2 separate regions of the Mus musculus genome follow, and region 1 is linked to region 2. Evidence: chromatin loops called from intact Hi-C (ENCODE). Cell type or tissue: heart. All regions are shown on one strand.

Region 1 (2,500 bases), 480 kb before region 2:
GACAAGCAGAGAGAGCTGTTTGTAATCTGAGTTGAGTGGACACAGGCAGAGTATCGATCAGCGCGTGGAGGGGGGGGCACATTTATGCCCTGCAACAAGGAGTCAGAGCAAGCACAGACCACGGGTGCCCCGGGTGAGCAAAATGTGAAAAACTGTCACTGCTTGATGTCATACGCTGGCCACCAGCAACCTTACCTCCAGAGAAGAAGCCTCAGTTCGATTTCTTCTCTCAGAGCAGGAGGGTTGGGGAGAGGGAGCTTTTCCATTGCTCTGTGAAATATGGTCCCCCGCCCCCAAGGAGGCCTGTGTGTTCCCTGCGGGAGCGCAAGTCTCTCAGAAGGGGGAGGAGCCCCAGCTAGCTGGAGAGGCTTTGGGGGTGTGGCTTCCATCCATACAGGGGATTCTGAGTGCCTCTCTTCTTCCTTCCTTCCTCTTCCTCCCGCTTGCTTGCCTCCCCCCTCCGCCATTCACTTTCCTCTCCCAACATTGCACTTTCTTCTTTCCTTCTCCACGGGCGACCCAAAGTCCTGGTTCTGGATTCAAGGTGGTCAGGATTCACAGGTCCCCTCCCCACACACCCCATCCCCGATGCCCTAGCCTTGGGCGAGGGCTCCCGATTTCGTTCATCTCTTCTGGCCAGCACTCAGCATGACCTTGGAGACGAAGTTGACGATGGCAGACGCAGGCTGGTTGGGGTCAAGCTCTGCGAAGAGGTGGCAAGCGTTGTCTGTGGTGCTGCCCTGCTTCCGGGCCACGAAGCCAAAGAGCCTACAAGGGGTGGGAGAGGATGCCTATGTAAAGACCCAGGCTCTAGAGGGCAAGCCGGCAGGAAAGCATGCCTCAGGCCAGCCTGTCTTCTCCAGCCTCCGTACCTCTCCAAACATCTAGAACTGGGGCTAGCTCTTTAAAGCCAAGTCCTGGGGACAATGGCTAGCTTTGTTTCAGGGCAGGTGACATTCCCCTGGGGAGCAGCGGTGGAAGATGGGTTTGAGTAACAAGACTTGTTAGAAAGCCTGCAAGGAGACTGGACAGGAGGCAGGAAGAGTCCAAGAGCTTCTTTAGGCTCTTTCTCAGCCCTACCTGAGGGTTCCTACAGGACATACTTCCTAGGTGGTCAGAGAGACAAAGGGTAGGCAAGTCCTCACCTCCCCAAGTCTACTCTCCCTCCTGCCACCTCACCCCACCTCCTCTGTCTGTCTGTCTCTTTTTCTCCACATACAGACACACACACACACACACACCCTCCTGGCTCTGAACACTGGGAAGCCCTGAAAATAGGAGGGTCAAAGAACCCCACACCTGTCCCCTGCCCCCTCCAACACCAATGGGGGTGACCCAGCAATCTCTCTCTCTCCTCTCTCTCTCTCTCTCTCTCTCTCTGTCTCTGATAAACAGAGTTAAAAATATGAGAGCAGAGAACAGAATGTGAGCTCAGGGCCCCTCCCGGCCGGCATGTTGCTAATTAGAGAGAGATGGGGAAATCAGGACAGCTGGAAATGCCAACGGAAACCCCTCAGCTGGGTATGCGTGGCACCCACAGCTAAAATTAGCCGGGCTGGCTTCTGCCTGCCTGTGTGTGTCTGTGCAAGCATATACAGACAAACACTCTACTCACACCTGTGCACAGGCACACAGCAAATGCATACTCACATGGCATGCACATGCAGATGATGAGGAAACACACACACACACACACACACACACACACACACACACACACACATACACGACCTGTACTTCAAACAGCTTTATTCTCCCGACTCTGTTGCAGGACCTGAAGCCCTGTGATAATAGCCAGGAGATGGTCAGGGCAGTTCCATCTCCAGGCTGACTGACTGTAGCATGATATGTAGCATGATCCCGGCAGGGGGAGGGGCATCCCTGAGCTCCCAGAGTAGAAGCAAATAGGCCTCTCTGCCTGACTCTGCCAGGACACACACACAGCCATTGTGCTTGCTCTGAACATTGCCATCTGACCCACTGGTAAACTCTGGGCTGTCTACCTGTCTGGCAGTATCATGAAGAGATTCAGTGACATGGGAAGGCACAGGAGGTGAGTGAGGTCCCTTTTGATTCTGTGAAGGTCTCAGGAGGCTGAGGCATCTGCCTTCCCTCTGGATTAGATTCCTAGCTGGTTCTCTCTATTCCCAAGCAAGGTGTTCTCTCTTTGGCCCACTCTGGACACTTCTGGAATCTATTTTTTTTATTCAACAACTGTCAACAACTGACAGACCCCACCCTGTCCTCAGGAACCTACAGTCATACAGTCCCCTCCTTGAACCTCTGAACCCATTTCTATCTACCCAAAATACACCTGCTCATTTTGAAGTAGTCTTTCCTTCCACAAGTCCTTCAGACTCCATGCCTAGACACGTCTTTGTTAGCATGAAGATGCAGGATATATTCTCTTTCTCTTCATCTCAGAGAACTTGGCATGCAGGCCCATATTAGACCCCTGGCCTAGAGCCCTGCCCTGTTCCTGCTTCCCCCCACAGAGTAT
Region 2 (2,500 bases):
CGGGTCTTCTGTCTGTCCCAACCCTTTTTACTCTTCATTCAAAAGACATTTATTGAGTACCTTCAGTGCCCAGCAGTGAGCTAGTCCCACCAGCTTAGTGGGAGGGGGTTGTCTCTGCTTCATTTTTAGGTGCCTCTAAACCCCAGATGTCACGTGCCTTCAGAGTATCAACAGGGGGTGGAACCTTCTTGTGGGGTTAGGGAGTCTCCAAACCTTAACCAAGCTGGCTCCTCCTGTGCCAACTCCTCCTTCCCTGTTCCGTGCAGCCTCCTCCATGGCCCCCCGCTGGCTGGGGGCAGCTCCTGGGTTTCTGCCTTCTGTTTTTAAAGCCCCTCCCCATACCTGCAGAGTCTGCAGTTCAAGCCCTTAGGCTCTCTCCCCAGATTATGAGGGTTAAGTGAACCCACAAACAAGTGCCAAGGGGGTTGGTGAAGGGAGAGAAGATGGCCGGAATCAGATGACCTTCCCAATTAAGTGCCTTCTCTGTGACCTGAGCACCTCAGAGTGATAACTAAAGAGAAAGCTAGACCCCCTCCTATTCCGCCTCTGTGGTTTTTGGGGAAGGGACCTGAAGTGCGAGAATGTCTCACATCTGTGACTGCAGTTTTGACTATTTTTCATAACCCTGCTGGACAGGAGGAAGTTAGCCAAGAGGGACTGCCTGGGCACTCGATCTGAGTTCGATTGCTAGAGCCCACGTGATGGAAAGAGAAAACGAACTCCCACAAGTTGTCCTCTGACCTCCTCACATGCACCATGGCACGAGCTCTACCCACCCCCCACCCCCAGATACACGCACTCTAAACAAATAAAAAATACACAAAAAGCACGGTGCCCCCACCTCTGGAATGCGGGGCGGGGCGGGGCGGGAGACGGAAGGCTGGGCAGATTAAGGCGGCCCTCGGCCGACAGCCTTCCGGGCAATGGGGCCAGCAAGGAGGAGACTGGGTGGGGCGGGCGCCAAGAGGCCTCCTGCCCGCATTTGCCCTGGCCACGCCTCGCGGCCTCTGGCCAGCGTTAGCCACGCCCCTTCGGCCAAATTCGTCTTCCGTGAACCCCGCCTGGGCGGGGCAGGAAGTGCGGGGCCAAGCTGTTGCTTGCCGCTAGGGGCCTCCCTGCCCTTGTGGACCAACACTGGGCTCCGAAGCTTGGCGCTCCCAGGGAGCTGATACCGTCCACCTTCCTCTGAAAGCGTGGAGCTTCAGACATCGTCCACACACAGTGGAGAAGGGGTGGTGTACACCTCCCAAATACTGGTCCCTATCCTCTAACTCAACCTCCTCAGGCCATCCCTTCCTTATCATCACCAAGAATTTAGCCCCGAGCTTCCTTTTGCTCCGCGCGCACGCGCGCGTGTGTGTGTGTGTGTGTGTGTGTGTGTGTGGTAAGGGGGTCCCGAAATAAATGTGAAACCGCCCCCTTTCGCATCTGCCTACCCCATTCCAGGAAACTCCCACCTGAAAAGAAGCCTATCCTGGAATCAGCTCTGGTCTGGAGCTGCATGGACCGGGAGAGCCTTTGGCAAGATTTATACCCTGTCCCTGGCCTTTGCCCGCCCTCAGCCAGGATCAGGCTTGGTTTCCTGCTCTGTATGCAAACGGTGGTCGCCTCAAATTTGCATCCCGGAGACCAGACAAGCAGAGCACCAGCTTTCCTTGAGACTCAAACTCTCCGATCTCACACCCTCTGCCCACGCATAATAAACTCAACCACATGTGTGGGCACTTGCTTGTCAGCACCAGCCAGTGTCAGGCAGTGCTTCTGCTCTCAAGGAACTCTTCTCAACATTACCGCAAGCAGCTCTAGTTCCCGGAGCTGGAGAGATGGCTCAGCAATTAAGAGCACTGACTGCTCTTTCAGAGGATCCCGGCTCAATTTCAAGCACCCAAATGGTAGAAGAAACTCTAGTCCCAAGAGATCCTATGCCCTCTTCTGGCCTCCGAGGGCACTGCAGGTGTGTGGTTCATAGCCATACATGCAGATAAAACACATATTAAAAAGGGGGGGTCGAGGGTAAAGAAGAAAAATGTCATTAATTCTAGAGTGATGGAGAGATGGTTCGTAACTTTTGGGGTTTTTTTGTTTTTTGGTTTTTTTTTTCCCGAGACAGTGTTTCTCTGTATAACCCTGGCTGTCCTGGAACTCACTTTGTAGACCAGGCTGGCCTCGAACTCAGAAATCCGCCTGTCTCAGCCTCCCGAGTGTTGGGATTAAAGGCATGTGCCACCACGCCCGGCGATACTTTGTAACTTTTAAATATGAGTATTCTTTCTCTAGGATCAGCTGCCACTACTGAACGTCGTTAATGTTTCTTTGGTGTTAGTTACTCCAGAGAGGCCTCTGAGGGTAAGTCCCTCTGGGGCCCATTGGGAGTATTTCTGGAATTAAAGCATGATTAATTAATTAAAAGAAAGTCAGAAAAAGAGAAAAAGGAAGTTAGGCATAGCGAGTGCAGGTGTGCATGCAACCTGAAATTTAAGGAAAGAGGTAAGATAAGTTT

What was found. Peaks named below come from ENCODE experiments on the same cell type or tissue, not always from the same donor. Only the 100,000 strongest peaks of a DNase experiment are listed, where the experiment ranks them.
Region 1: a loop joins it to region 2, with 2.1 times the contacts of the local background. A loop is called at or near these places in 2 of 42 quality-filtered maps.

Annotation. Positions count from the first base shown.
Region 1 is chr1:73,913,907-73,916,406 of GRCm38, forward strand. Tns1 (tensin 1) reads right to left here. Exons shown (of 33, transcript NM_001289895.2): 33 at 1-768. The coding sequence ends at 624. Among named protein-coding and RNA genes, the nearest start is that of 6030407O03Rik, 51 kb to the left of the region's middle. In heart, no CTCF peak of the experiment used is centred here; DNase peaks (open chromatin) are centred at 435, 1,495 and 1,965; H3K27ac peaks cover 1,487 bases.
Region 2 is chr1:74,396,457-74,398,956 of GRCm38, forward strand. Ctdsp1 (CTD (carboxy-terminal domain, RNA polymerase II, polypeptide A) small phosphatase 1) reads left to right here. Exons shown (of 7, transcript NM_153088.2): 7 at 1-829. Among named protein-coding and RNA genes, the nearest start is that of Mir26b, 3.4 kb to the left of the region's middle. In heart, CTCF peaks have their summits at 1,098 and 1,932 (motif pointing left); DNase peaks (open chromatin) are centred at 1,095 and 1,905; H3K4me3 peaks cover 1,470 bases; H3K27ac peaks cover 1,753 bases.